Linked DNA regions of Homo sapiens: region 2 is linked to region 1. A link is a contact called in ENCODE Hi-C or POLR2A ChIA-PET data. All regions are on one chromosome and are shown on one strand. The core of a region is the stretch at or near the end of the contact, and the rest is flanking DNA. Distances in the headings are between cores, read along the strand shown.

Region 1 (7,816 bases), core at 2,156-4,655:
GCATGGCATCATCAGGAATGGAGCCTAGGCCCTGGCACTCACAGGTGTCCTGGAGGAGTTGGAGCCCAGATATGGGACATCCAGTGTAGGCAAGCAAGAAGCTTGGAGACCAAAGTCCCTGTGGGTGATGGAGGGAAACTTACCAGAGAGATAGCATCTGGAATGTTTGGAGACTGGCATTAGGTGGCAGCCCAAGGAGGAGTCCAGGGCAGAGAGGCTGAAAATTGGAGGAAGGGGGAAGGCTCCTGGTCTAGGGCTCAGGGGCAGGGCTCCTGCCCCTGGGAGGTCTGCAGTGAGGACCTGTGGCCCCAAGCATCACCATAAGCAATCAGGCAGACAAAATGAGTCAAAGATGTGATCTTTAGAATGGGAGAACAAGCTGGGGCTGAGACAGAATTGCCTACGTTCAAATCCCCATTCTATCACTTATCACCTATGTAACTTTGGTCAAGTAACAGACTTTCTGTGCTGCAGTTTCCTCATCTGTAAAATGAGAATAAATTCCTGTAATCCCAGCACTTTGGAAGGCTGAGGCAGGCAGATCACTTGACTCCAGGAGTTCGAGACCAGCCTGGGCAACATGGCAAAATCCCGTCTCTACAAAAAATACAAAAACTAGCCAGGCATGGTGGCACGTGCCTGTAATCCCAGCCACTGTGTCCGGAATTGGTGGGTTCTTGGTCTCACTGACTTCAAGAATGAAGCCGCGGACCCTCGCAGTGAGTGTTACAGCTCTTAAGGTGGCGCGTCTGGAGTTTGGTCCTTCTGATGTTCGAATGTGTTCGGAGTTTCTCCCTTCTGGTGGGTTCGTGGTCTCGCTGGCTCAGGAGTGAAGCTACAGACCTTCCCGGTGAGTGTTACAGCTCTTAAGGTGGCGCGTCTGGAGTTGTTCCTTCCTCCTGGTGGGCTCGTGGTCTCACTGGCTTCAGGAGTGAAGCTGCAGACCTTCGCGGTGAGTGTTACAGCTCATAAAAGCAGCGTGGACCCAAAGAGTGAGCAGTAGCAAGATTTATCGCAAAGAGCGAAAGAACAAAGCCTCCACAGTGTGGAAGCCCACGCCCACCCGGAACTCCAGCTGGCCCGCAAGCAACGCGCGCAGCCCCGGTTCCCGCTCGCGCCTCTCCCTCCACACCTCCCTGCAAGCTGAGGCAGCCGGCTATGGCCTTGGCCAGCCCAGAAAGGGGCTCCCACAGTGCAGCAGTGGGCTGAAGGGCTCCCACTTTGGCGGCGCTACTCGGGAGGCTGAGGTGGGAGGATTGCTTGAGCCTGAGAGGTCAAGGCTGCAGTGAACCATGATTATGCCATTGCACTCTAGCCTGGGTGACAGAGTGAGACTCTGTCTCAAAAAAAAAAAAAAAAAGAGAGAGAGAGAATAATAACAAAGCCTACCTCATAGGAATTTTTTTTTTTCTTTGTGACAGAGTCTTGCCTTGTTGCCAGGCTGGAGTGTAGTGGCGCAATCTCGGCTCACTGCAACTTCCACCTCCTGGTGAGAGGGGACAGCGTACTGGCAGTCCTCACAGCCCTCGCTTGCTCTCGGTGCCTCCTCTGCCTGGGCTCCCACTTTGGTGGCACTTGAGGAGCCCTTCAGCCCACCGCTGCACTGTGGGAGCCCCTTTCTGGGCTGGCCAAGGCCGGAGCCCACTCCCTCAGCTTGCAGGGAGGTGTGGAGGGAGAGGCGCGAGCGGGAACCGGGGCTGCCTACGGCGCTTGTGGGCCAGCTGGAGTTCCGGGTGGGCGTGGGCTTGGCGGGCCCTGCACTCGGAGCAGCGGGGCGGCTCTGCCTGCCCCGGGCAGTGAGAGACTTAGCACCCGGGCCAGCGGCTGCGGAGGGTGTACTGGGTCCCCCAGCAGTGCCAGCCCACCGACGCTGCGCTCGATTTCTCACCGGGCCTTAGCTGCCTTCCTGCTGGGCAGGGCTGGGGACCTGCAGCCTGCCATGCCTGAGCCTCCCACCCCCTCCATGGGCTCCTGTGCGGCCGGAGCCTCCCCAACGAGTGCCACCCCACGGTGCCCAGTCCCATCGACCACCCAAGGGCTGAGGAGTGCAAGCCTGGCATGGGACTGGCAGGCAGCTCCACCTGCAGCCCTGGTGCGGGATCCACTGGGTGAAGCCAGCTGGGCTCCTGAGTCTGGTGGGGAGGTGGAGAACCTTTATGTCTAGCTCAGGGATTGTAAATACACCAATTGGCACTCTGTATCTAGCTCAAGGTTTGTAAACACACCAATCAGCACCCTGTGTCTAGCTCAGGGTTTGTGAATGCACCAATGGACACTCTGTATGTAGCTGCTCTGATGGGGACGTGGAGAACCTTTATGTCTAGCTCAGGGATTGTAAATGCACCAATCAGTGCCCTGTCAAAACAGACCACTGGGCTCTACCAATCAGCAGGAAGTGGGTGGGGCCAGATAAGAGAATAAAAGCAGGCTGCCCGAGCCAGCAGTGGCAACCTGCTGGGGTTCCCTTCCATAGTGTGGTAGCTTTGTTCTTTCATTCTTTGCAATAAATCTTGCTGCTGCTCACTCTTTGGGTCCACACTGCTTTTATGAGCTGTAACACTCACCGGGAAGGTCTGCAGCTTCACTCCTGAGCCAGCAAGACCACGAACCCACCATAATGAAGAAACTCCCAACACATTCAAACATCAGAAGGACCAAACTCCAGACGCGCCACCTTAAGAGCTGTAACACTCACTGCGAGGGTCCGCGGCTTCATTCTTGAAGTCGGTGAGACCAAGAACCCACCAATTCCGGACACACTGGGTTCAAGCGATTCTCATGCCTCAGCCTCCCGAGTAGCTGAGATTACAGGCATGAGTCACAACCCCCAGCTGTTTTTTTTTTTTTTTTTTTTTTTTTTTGGTAGAGACTGGGTTTCACCATGTTGGCCAGAATGGTCTTGATCTCCTGACCTCGTGATCGGCTTGCCTCAGCCTCCCAAAGTGCTGGGATTACAGGCGTGAGCCACCACTCCCGGCCAGGATTGTTATGAGAAGCAAATTAAATAATATATGTAAAGCGCTTAGAAAAGAGTAGGTGTTAAAAAAGTTATTATTAGTCAATATTATTATTAGCACAACTGAGATAATCAAAGCAGAAGAAGCCTTAAGGCGGTCTTGATGTGGAATCACCAAAGTGGTTTAGTTATTCTTCAGTTCCCTCTAAATAAGGACAAGATTGGTCACAGATCTGGGGTAAGGATAAACTACAGACAGGGCTCAAGTGGTAGAAGAGAGCTGCAGAGGCAAGGAGCCAGGAAAATTCTTGCAAATGTAGTTGGGAGAATCACATTTTATTTTCTGGCAACTCTGACACATAGTCATTGTGCCCTATGGCCTATCCAGAATCTTTGGGCTCCCTGGGGCTAGTGCTAGAGATGTGAGTCATGAGAGAGAAGAGTCTGGAAGGCCCTCTGCCACCCTGGGGCCTCTGCCGTAGGCTGGCTCCTCTAAATCTCCAGGGTGAGCAGTGGCCACGAGAGAGAGCACGCACCTCTGGCCTCATGCCAGCCCTCTTCATGGACCTGCTGATCACAAGTGCAGCTGGAGTGTGAGGCATCAAAATACATACCCTATTTCACAAGTCATGCCCTCATCAATCCCTCTTGCACACATTAAGACAAAAACATGGCATTAAAAATAGTTATTTACTGATAAGAACTTATGAACATAAAGAAGGAAACAGCAGACACTCAGATCTACCTGAGGGTGGAGGCTGGGAGGAGAGAGAGGAGCAGAAAAGATAGCTATTAGGTACTAAGCTGAATACCTAGGTGATGAAATAATCTGTACAACAAACTCCCGTGACATGAGATTATCTATGTAACAAACCTTCACGTGTACCCTCGAGCCTAAAATAAAAGTTAAAAAAAAAATTTACCATCATAATAATGGCTACCATCATTGGCAGTTTAATCATGTGCCAAGGTACCATGTACTATGTACGTAGCTAAGCGCTAAATATCGATTGCTTTTATTGCTCAGTTAATTTCAATTACTTCAGTTGGTCTTCACAACCTTAAGAGGTAAGTTACTGTTTCAGCTTTGCAGATGAGGACACAGGCTCAGGAGGGTTGAATAACTTGACCACGGTCAAATGGCCAGTAAATGGTAGAGCCAGAATCCAACTCAGGTAGTTCAGTATGGAGCCTGAGCTTTTAAGAGGAGGGGAGGAAAATGCTTTGGAGTAACGTTTCTAAATGAAATACTGCATTTTTGACAGCAGACAGTACTGTCTGCTGCCTTCCTTGGTGAGCTAACACCAACTTGAAACAATTGCTCCCTCCCCAGGCAGCATCTGCTTTGGTTCTCCAAGGAAATTGATTCACTCTGTGGAGACTCTCTTTGGGAGAGGCCAAAGTTCCTTACAGCTTCTGGGATCACAAAACCCTTTTCAACAAGATCCCTTAGGCCCAGGCTCCTAAAAACTGTGTAATAAATTTACCATCAAAACAATCTCACTTGATCCCTCTGAGACCATCATGCTACAAACAAAGGTAAGATGATATTCCTATAAATATTTCTCCTGTGAAATCATTAGAGTTTTTTCCCCTCCTATGCTAAACTGTATTCTTCAAATTTAATATAATTTCATAGTTCCCCTAAATCATTCATGGGTATATATACAACATTCAACTGTTCTACATCCTGTCATTTGAATAAGAATGATTATTAAAGTTTAGGCTGATTCTAAAATGCAAAAGCATTTTACTGTTTTTCATATTAAAAATGCCATAATGAAATATTTTTAAATGTTATAGCAATTATCTTTTCACCGCACAAACCTGCATTGTCAACTATGCCACATTAAAATGTTAAATCACTACTTTAATATCAATTTATAGAAGGAGAGAGAGAAAAACCGCTAAAATTCATCTTCTGTGTGGTGGGTTTCTCCACATCTTAGTACATGTGGTCTGTCATGGTTGAGACGTGCTGTCTTACACAGGAAACACCACAGATTTTAGAGGTCTTAGACTTGAAATAACAGGGAAGTCCAGGGATTGTGTATTTCTTCCTCATGTAAAAAAAAAAAAAAAAAAAAAATTAGGGGCCGGGCGCAGTGGCTCACACCTGTAATCCTAGCACTTTGGGAGGTTGAGGCGGGCGGATTGCCTGAGCTCAGGAGTTCGAGACCAGCCTGGGCAACATGGTGAAACCCCATCTCTGCTAAAATACAAAAGAAAAAGCGTGCGCCTGTAGTCCCAGGTACTTGGGAGGCTGAGGCAGGAGAAGTGCTTGAACTCAGGAGGCGGAGGTTGCAGTGAGGGGAGATCGTGCCACTGCACTCCAGCACTCCAGCCTGGGCAACAGAGCGAGACTCTGTCTCTCTAAAAAAAAAAAAAAAAATTAGGTTAATCAGCTATTTTTCTGGGTTCCCAGACCCAAACCTGCAGGACATTAATGGGATGCAAGCAAACCTGAGCAGCTGGGCTTGCAAAAATAAAATTACTTTCAGAAGCCATAATGCAGGTTGTATGCTTTGGGCATCAGTAGTGTGGTCTCCTCTATTCCTGCTAGGCCAGCTGCATTGAGCTCTCAGTGACGGAGGTAATGGTAGAACATTAGGGCAGTTCTTGTTGCCCTGGACAAGTGTTAATGAGGAAGAGGCATGGATATGAGAGATACCACATTCAGGCTCTTATCTCTCAATGAATCATGCACAGTTCTCACAATATTATCTATTAAACTCAGCTGAATGTCTTAGTCACACTGAATATAATCATTACACAGAGGACTTTGACCTGTCCCATTAGGTGATTAAAAAACAAAAAGTACATTTTTAATAGATTTCATAAAGACCCAATTGTATATGACTCTCTGGCTGCTTAAGAGAAGCTATTAAATGAAGTCCACATTGGGTCAGTACCTCACTTTTAAGCCCTTGAAATCACATGGTCTTATTATCTATGAAGTTTTCAAAAATGAGCTTGTTAACATCAAAACTGAAAATCCGCTAAATAGTACTCCTATAGTTTGGATATTTGTCTCCCCAAACCTCATGTCAAAATTTGATCCCCAGTGTTGGAGGTGGAGCTGCATGGGAGGTGCGTTTGGGTCATGGGGTGGATCCTGCTTGAATGGCTTGGTGCCATCTTCACAGCAATGAGTTCTCATTCAATTCATTCCCACAAGAGCTGGTTGTTAAAAAGAGCCTGGCACCTCCCCTCCCCTGCTTCCTCTCTCACCGCTTGATCTCTGCACATACCAGCTCTGCTGTGCCTTCTGCCATGAGTGGAAGCAGCCTGAGGCCCTCACCAGATGCCCAGTCTTCCAGCCAGCAGAACCGTAACCAAATAAACCTCTTTTCTTTATAAATTACACAGTCTCAGACATTCCTTTATAGTAATACAAATGGACTAAGACCAGTACCAACAGGTTATGTTATAAACAAATTGCATTGCTTCTCAGCCTTTTGGCTAAGATCAAGTGTGTAAACAAATTTCACTATTCATGAGGATTTTCAGTCAGAAACGAGTTACCGAATGGGTGCTTAGTAAATATTTGACTAACTGATTTTTGCTGGTGTTATCTCTATTAATACATCAAATCAGCCTTAAGGGATGCTACAGATTGAAGACCTGTAACCTACGATAAATTTACTTTGTGTTAAGGTGGACTTAAAGTAAAAAAGTAATGCTGTGAAATTGGAACCCTTGCACACTGTTGGTGGGAATGCAAAATGGTGCAACCACTATGGAGTATAGTATGGAAGCTCCTCAAAAAATTCAAAATAGGACTACCATATAATATAATTCAATAGTCCCACTTCTGGGTGTATACTCAAAAGAATTGGAATCAGGATCTTGAGGAGATATTAGCAGTTCCATGTTCACTGCAGCACTATTCACAATAGCTAAGAAACAACTTAAATGTCCATCGACAGATTAATGCATAAAGAAAATGTGGTATATGTATATATACAGTTGAATCCTATTCAGCCTTTAAAAAGAAGGAAATTCTGCAATATATGACAACATGGATAGACCTTGTGATGGTTAATATTAAGTGTCAGCTTGATTGGATTGAAGGATGCAAAGTATTGTTCCTGGGTGTGCCTGTGAGGGTGTTGCCAGAGGAGATTAACATTCAAGTAAGTGGACTGGGAAAGGAAGACCCACACTCAATGTAGGTGGGCACCATCCAATTGGCTGCCCATGCGGCTAGAAAAAGCAGGTGGATGAAGGTGGAATAAGCTGGCTTGCTGAGTCTTCTGGCCTTCATCTTTCTCTCGTGCTGGATGCTTCCTTGAATATCAGATTCCAGGACCTTTGGCTTTTGGACTCTTGGACTTACACCAGTGGTTTGGCAGGGGCTCTCGGGCCTTCCGCCACAGACTGCAGGCTGCCCTGTCGGCTTCCCTGCTTTTGAGGCTTCGGGGCTTGGACTGAGCCACTACTGGCTTCTTCCTGTCTTCTCAGCTTGCAGATGGTCTATTGTGGGACTTCATCTTGTGGTCATGTGAGTCAGTTCTCCTTAACAAACTCCCCTTCATATATACATACATACTACTAGCTCTGTCCCTCTGAAAAACCCTGACTAATATAGACCTTGAGGACACTATGCTAAGTGAAATAAGGCACTCTGAGAAAGACAAGTACTACATGATTCCATTTATCTGAGGTATCTCAAATAGTCAAATTCATGAAGTTAAAGACTAGAATGATGGTTACCTGGGACTAGGCGGAGAGGGAAATTAAGAGTTGGTAACCAATAGGCATAAAGTTTTAGTTAAATAAATTTAGTTAAATAAAACAAATACATTTTAGAAATCTGCTGTTCAACATTGTATCTATGATCAACAATAACATATTTTA
Region 2 (7,816 bases), core at 3,106-5,605, 910 kb after region 1:
AGGGGACCCTAATGTGGCCCGCGATCAAACTCACTTCCTCATTAAGAGCACAAGCCTAAGGTAAGACAGAGCCTCCTTTGTTTAAAAAGAGGCTGTGTGAACTCTGCCACGGGTCCCCAGACACCCCTAAGTCCTCTGTTCTGAACTTGCAATTAAATCGTAAGAAACCAGGTACCACAGCAGCAGCAGTTTGACAGTAGATTCTTTCAGCACCAGCCAGATGTGAAAGGCTTTGAAAGGGACCAAAAGACACTCCTGTTGCCCAGGGAGGCAGGAAACGGTAACCTCTGGTTTGCAGCCCTACCATCATCTGATAATGCCGTTTCTAATATATTTCAATTCACTTTAATAATAGCAGCTGTTTTTTGCAAAACCAAAGGTTATTGATTAACCCAGAGCAAGTAGGAGGTCACTATTTGATTTGTTATATTTTTCAGCCTAAAATGACTTAAAAACAGCTCAATAGGAATGCTCACATCAGTGATATTTTACTACTTTCTATGCTCTTTTTGAAGTGTGAATAGAGTTTCACAAATTAAAGGGAAAAACGTTTTCTTTTAAAAAAATTGTAGGTTATTTTCAGAGAATTTGCTCTATGGAGAGGCATAATAAAAAATCTTCCTCCGGGAAGACTGTATTATAGTGTCACTAAATTCAGTTCTATTCAACCTCTATCAGCAATTTGGAAGATGTAGAGGATGACTTTTTACTGTCTGAAATTACACAAAGCTTAGAGGGATATTTAATGTAATAAGCTACTTCAAGATGAAAAATTATCTTGACATTAGAATCAATAATACAAAATTTGTCAGCAATAAATATGAAAATTTACATTTAGGATTTAATAATCAATTATGCAAGAACGGAATAAAGGAGGCTGGGTTCCTTTGAATTCATATGAGAAAAATGCCTCAGAGTTTACTTTATCATAAGTGCACTAGGAATTGGCCACATGGTTTGGCTATTTAAAAATCTAACATAATTTTGGACTATATTAATAAAATGTAATTTGTATATTTAATCATTTTGTATTTACCCTAGTTGGACCATATCTGCAGTATTACAGTAAACTCTGTACCTTGCATTTTAAGAGTGACTGGGCTTGTCCAGATGGTTCAAATATCAAGGAATTTTAAAATTCCGTCAGAGAGTGTTAAACAAACTGAATACATTTCTTCTAATACTGCCTCCCAACCAGCATGGAAAAATACTGTTCAGCATCTATGCCTGATGGTCACTTATCTTGTTTAGAATATGTTTAGTTATACAGAGATCATTACTCTGCATTGTCAGGCAGGTCTCACTTTAAACTCCTTTCGAACTCTTCCTCGTGTTATTGCCACTCTTTAATTCTAGATTATTAGTAACCTATTTTTCCTTGCACTTTCTCTTGACAAACCATTATAAACTTGAAAGCCTACTATGGCTTCTTCAGAGGATGTAAAGAGATTCTTTCTTTCTTTCAGAAAAATCAACTTGCAAAAAAAAAGAAATGTATTAGTCCATTCTCATGCTACTGACAAAGACATGCCTGAGACTGGGTAATTTCTAAAGCAAAGAGGTTTAATTGACTCACAGTTCCACATGGCTGGGGAAGCTTCACAATCATGGCAGAAGATGAAGGAAGAGCAAAGGGACGTCTTACGTGGTGGCCAGAAAAGAGAGAATGAGAACCAAGTGAAAGGGGTTTCCCCTTATAAAAACATCAACTCTCGTGAGACTTACTCACTACTATAAGAACAATATGGGGGAAACCACTCCCATGACTCAATGATCTCCCACCGTGTTCCTCCCACAACACATGGGAATTATGGGAGCTACATTTAAAGATGAGATTTGGGTGGGGACACAGCCATACCATACAAAGAAAAGCTTATATTGATAAGCAAAGCTTATCAATACAATAATAAATATAGATGTCCATAAAGTATTTAAGACCCCATGGTAAATACAGATTATAATTTCAGAAGGCTATTATTTAATTACTGATAAATAATCAAATTTTTAAATTTGATCAATTTTAAAATTCTTCACCAATTTTTATGTTTTGTCATTTGAGAGCCTTGGCTGATCTTTAAACATGCTTAGTAAATTTACCTGAAAGACCCACTTCGAATTGGTACAGGATACTCCTCAGCATTCATTTCCTATCTATTCAATTTCATGACTAAAGCAAGCTGTAGCTGGTGGCTTGAGAATTAGTTTATTTTTGCCTTTAGGGAAATTTAACAAATAAGTAATGTTCTGACTGGTGAAAGTAATAATTTACTATTTAAATTAAATTATTTAATTAAATAATTAAAGGTCCTAATTACTATTTACTTCACTGAAGACTTACCACACACAGGTAAAGAGAAACCATCCCATGGAAGTTCAAGCTTCCCCTCTAAAGTGTAAGTCTGCTGAAATGAATTGACAATACACATTAACAGAAGAAAAGCCATAACAAAGTTATTCGATCATAGTTTTATATGACATGAGAGTTTTCACATTGATGACCCAAAGGCTCAGGGTGAACTATCCATTTTTACGCTTAGGTTCTATTAATCATGGACAGCCATGTAGGCATATGATTAGGCAAAAGGCTATGATCTAATAGTAATAGACCACGGGGGAAACGCAGCAAGGCAGGTTAGAGCAATATTTTTAGAGTCACAGTTTTAGGTCTTATGGCTGGCTTTGGGGAAAAGGGATCCTGGTTTCTATGACCGCCTTAAGGAAGAGAGATTCTAGTTTCTATGGTGTGCCTCAGGGGGAAATGAAGGATGAGAGACAGGAGGGAAGGAGAAGGCCAGAGAAAAATTTTGTTACTTCTGAAGTGTTCGCTTTGGGGTATCATTGTCTGAGCCCAACACTATCAAAGATCATGGGTTTTCATGTCATGTCATGTTTGTAATTAATGATTTAAGGCCTATTGAGAGAAAGAGGAGGAAGGAACATGCAAGAAGTGGGAGCTAAATAATTCCAAATTAGAGCCAGCTCACTAATACCCCTAAGTATCAATATACCAAGCATGTTGAGAGAATCTCACACCTCAGCCCTCATGTGTTAAATGCTCCACCTGCCTCTGACACAGGCGATGATCTCAGAGGCAGTCCCATGTCCTTAGACTTACCTCCCAAAAGGAAATTTGTTATCCATCACTCCCCTACATTCTTCAGACAGCTCTGGTTTTTCCAAGTAGAACTTTCTTCAGTCTATCTGTAGCAATAGCAGAAAATATTTCCTTGGCTTCCAAATTCAAGGAGACTTGTGCATAGAAATTCTATTTTTTTTTTTTTTCATTTTTGGTAAGTTTTAGTGTCAGGGGCAAATGTCAGGTTTCCCTGAGGTCATTTGGGAATTGAGGATGTCCCCATGTGAGATATTGCCGTACATGAAAAGGGCTCTGGGTGATAGAGAGACAAGAGAGGAAAAGAGAAAAGGAGCCATGTGGAGACTGGAGGTCTTGGGTGGGAGTGCTGACAGGCACTGGGTGGGGAGGCCGAGTTTATTACTCTGTTAACAGGTTCCTTTGTAAATTCATCATTTGAGGGGAGTCCTGACGCAAGGAGTGGGAACTGAGAAAAGAGAAAACAGGAAATACACGCCAACAATAAAAAGCAGGCTTTCAAATGAAGAACAGAACATCCAAAATTTCAGCAATGAGAGATGTAAAATTCATGGAAACACTGACTCACGAGGTCAGTTAGCCATAGTTTAATGTCTTTAGTTCACTCTTTCTTTCCCTTCCTCAAAAGGAAGAATAAGGAGAAAATAAAAACTTTTATCCATAGTATATAATATCAAATGAAGTATATTTCAAAGCATTGCACAGAATTAACATCCTTGCTACTTTAATGCTGTAGTTAATTGTCTGGCCTATATGAAAAACTGAAAAATGAGAGAACAGTGAAATGAAGCAGATGCCAAAGGATTCTGGAATGAGAACAAAACACATCAATAATCCATGGGCAGATTTTCAGAAGTTTACAGATGATAATCCTGAAATATTGATTCAGCATTTGTTTTGTTTAGGACAGTCTTAAGTACTTAGAAAAAAAAATCTTAAAATATATATGCCTAGTCAAAGATTCAAAGAGCAAAATGAAGCTATTTATCTCCAATCAATGTATAAGCATGTAAATTTTTTTTGTAGGTGACTAGATAAAGACAGAGAAATCTAGAAATGCCACAACCTTTTAAGGTTTTGAATTGCATTTCAGAGAGTCTGATAGTACACAATATTCAGAAATTAAAGAGACGGTTCCCTTCTACTTTCTTTTCAATCGCTGCCTCAAGAACAGGGGACCTTTGTTACACTCCATGGTATACTGAGCATATGTATGGGAAATATCCTGTGTGGCTTAGGATGAAATAAATAACCTCCTGTGGTCACAAGCCACTCTGCAAAATGGCACTAAGAAGACTGAGTTTAAAGGCAGAGGCCTTTAAGCATGGCCTTTGGAATCAATTGGTTATTAACATTGTTATAACACAGTTTAATTTTTATATGAACATTAAATAACACTTATTGAACAAGCTCAATTTCAGGACTTTTCTCCCCATTTATCTCACAAGTTTTTTTTTTTTTTTAAAGGCAACAGAAAAGGTCTCCCTATATTAGAAGTCCTAGAGTGACAGAGGAAATGAGTCATCAAGATAATTTATGAACTTTCCCATAGCTTGCAATGCACGAGCATAATAATCCTTTGTTATTTAGCCTACTCAGAGACCAAACTCCAAGACCTTGATGGAACACAATTAAAACAGGATTTCTGTAGACTCAAGTCTCTGCTTCACATCCAAAAATGGTTTTACCTTATTGCAATATACTCAATTAATTTTTTTTTTTTTTTGAGACAAAGTCTCGCTCTGTCACCCAGGCTGGAGTGCAGTGGCGCGATCTCGACTCGCTGCAACCTTCACCTCCGAGGTTCAAGAGATTCTTGTGCCTCAGCTTCCTGAGTAGCTGGAATTCCAGATGTGCACCATCACGCCTGGCTAATTTTTGTATTTTTAGTAGAGACGGGGTTTTGACACGTTAGCCAGGCTGGTCTCGAACTCCTGGCCTCAAGTGATCCACCTGCCTCGGCCTCCCAAAGTGCTGGGATTATAGGTGTGAGCCACGGTGCCAAGCCTCAATTAATATTATTTACTATTTTTCACTTTTCTACTGTAGTCACAACAAGCTAGTCTCGGTAAGAAATTATTTTTAAAATGAATTTTTAAAAAGTTTCTGGGTTTTAGGAACTTATAATTCATAGGAGAAAAAGAGAAGCCCCAAACAGCTGGCATACTCAGTAAAGTATATGGTGAAAGTCACAGGAGAGCTTCAAAGTATTAGAAAAGAGGTAATTTGCATTCCAACAGATTTTTGTTTTATTTAATAATTGAAGCTTCTGGATCAATGGGGAAAAACGAATCAGGCATGATGTTTAAAACTCTGGTTATTTTTGAGAATCTTTTGATAGGGAGTCAAAATGATGTTCTTCAACTCATTTCCAAAGAAAAAAGTGTTCAACAATCTTAACGACCTAAAAGGTGTGTAGAGACTTATATTGTTAAAGATAGTCACGTTTTCCATAGTTTTGTAAAACTGTACTTTCTAAATGCAATTGTACTTTCTAAATATACTTTCTAGGTATAGTAGATATTACCTTAAATATTCTCCCGCCTGTGAAATGTCATTTAGCTTGACTGGGTGTTGAAGGGTGTCCTCCAGGCTCAGAGCAAGGATAGCCTTTCACATCCTGTCTCCTCTCAAACACTGTGTCTTAAGGCACCTATCCTCAACACCTTGGAAAATTGGGCAAGGCCTGGCCTTCTGTCTGCCACATTATTTATCATGTGGATGTGATCTATTGACAATTCTAGACACCACGCATGGGAATAGGGGTTTCTAAGTTAACCCATCAACTTCTCTCCTGAGCAGCAAGAAACTCCATTCTATTTGGTAATATTTGCTGAGTCAAATTCTGGTTTGGTAAAAATATGTTAAGAGTGGATCCAATTCAGTCCTGAAACACATCTATGCACTCCATGAGGACCACACTGGATATTGTTTAGGCCAGTGCTTTTAGTCCTGGCTATGCTAGCCCACTTACCTGCCTTCCAGGAGACTGCTAAACCGCATGTCTGCACATGAGCACAGGTGTGTGCTCATCACACACAGTTCTTACATTACATGAGGTTAGCTCCCAATTGCTCATTAGAATGTTAAATGCATTTTCCTAAAGGTTAAGCACTTACCAAATTATGCAAAACATAAAGATTAAGAATATTTTTTTCCCATTCCTAGACTATGGGCCTGTAGGAGTGAAAAGGTAATAATACCTTTTCTTCATATATTATGAGAGTCATGGCCAACACTCCTTTAACAAAAGACAGGTTAGCAAGAGAAAAGCATAACAAAATTATTTAACAGTTTTCTAAGACATGGGAGCCTTTAGAAACGGAGACCCAAAGACCCAGGAAAAACTGTGTTTTATGGAAAGTTTGAAGAGGAATGGACAGCCATGTGGAAATGTGATTGAACAAAAAGGGTATGATCTAATGGCAATAAGCTGAGGGTGGGGTGATGGGGAGCAGTGTGGGAAAGGGAGTGGTATCCCAGCAAGGCCTGTCTGTTCAGGATCTTCTTGTCTTCTCTGTCTAGCACTCCTTCCCACCACATATGGGGCAGAAGTCCTCTGGAATGAGGGTCTTATGACCTATTTTGAGGCAAGGTAGGTCAGATAATTCTTTTACAACCATGCTTCACACAGAAAGGTGGAGGAAAGGCAGAGTGACCTTGCTTCTGAGCCCCACCCAATCTCCTTCAGTTCAAAGCACTTTGGGATAGTGTTTTCTGAGCCTGACAGGCTCTAGTTTTTGGTTTGAAAAATGTGATCACCAAGTATATACAACAACGCTCCTGACCCACATTAGTAAGGCATACTTTTTTGCAGTTTCCTAGTAATAATCAATCCCACTTAATTATATGAGAATAATAAATGTATTTGTAAGATGCTTGGCTAGATCTTGAAATATTGTTTGAATCAAGTTACAGCCACTACGTGGAATAATTGGGGACAAAGGGAGTATTTTTTTGAAAATGATGCACTACACAACTAGGAAACAGTAAGATGCACATAAGTCCCACACAGGACCAACAACTCGAAAGAAACCAGTGCAATCACAAAATTCTACTCTATTTTCCCATCGCTCAGATGCTTATAATCCCTTTTCCAGGAAAGCTTTTCCAAAATATGATTCTTTTAAGGCATACAATTTGTGCACCCATGCACTGCTTCCAAGTCGGGCACTTCTACTTAGAAAGATTTCTACAATATGTGGGATTGACTCTTATGTTCATTGAGGTTAAAAAATTGCTAATTAGCCAGGGTGTTTAATAATAATAAAACACCTAGACCTGATGATTCAAGTGCTAAACCTAACTTTATATTATGTCAATTTAACAAATAATAAATAATTATTTTTTTACTTAAAGGATGAGGTGGGGTGGAAGAAGCAGATTTTTTTTAATAGTCTACTATGAGTTATGTATTTTACAAACAGTATCTTCCTTCCACTACATAACAAGTTCTGTTCTTATCCCTTTCTTACTTAGGAAGAGGACATAGAGACTCAAAGAAATTAATAACTAGCCTGATGTCACACAGCTAGTAGTCAGCAGAGCTGAAATTTGGTATTTGCTTGGCTGCAAAATCCAGGCTCTTTTCAAAACTCCAAGCTGTTTCTTTCTTACCCAAGTTGGGCTGATATTGCCCAAATGAAGAAGAGTAAGCCAAAAACCTAAAACCAAGGAAAGGCAGGGGGGAATGTCCCTGTGTGT

Evidence for each region. A loop is a pair of places that touch in the nucleus more often than their neighbours do. ChIA-PET counts read pairs that join two places held with the same protein, here RNA polymerase II (POLR2A).
Region 2: a loop to region 1 is called in a map with no recorded cell type, with 7 times the contacts of the local background. The contact joins two enhancer-like sites. A Hi-C loop is called at or near these places in 1 of 37 single-sample maps with no recorded cell type. POLR2A ChIA-PET finds 5 or more read pairs at or near these places in 1 of 52 experiments (activated naive CD8-positive, alpha-beta T cell).

What each region holds. Positions count from the first base shown.
Region 1 is chr5:81,822,051-81,829,866 of GRCh38, forward strand. No RefSeq gene overlaps it. Among named protein-coding and RNA genes, the nearest start is that of SSBP2, 75 kb to the left of the region's middle. Within about 2 kb of position 3,406, at least 6 of the 41 ENCODE cell types and tissues checked have a DNase peak (open chromatin) inside an H3K27ac peak, as active enhancers do.
Region 2 is chr5:82,730,981-82,738,796 of GRCh38, forward strand. LOC105379050 (a long non-coding RNA gene) reads left to right here. Exons shown (of 4, transcript XR_948504.3): 2 at 1-60; 3 at 1,467-1,541; 4 at 3,509-6,521. Among named protein-coding and RNA genes, the nearest start is that of MIR3977, 110 kb to the right of the region's middle. Within about 2 kb of position 4,356, at least 3 of the 41 ENCODE cell types and tissues checked have a DNase peak (open chromatin) inside an H3K27ac peak, as active enhancers do.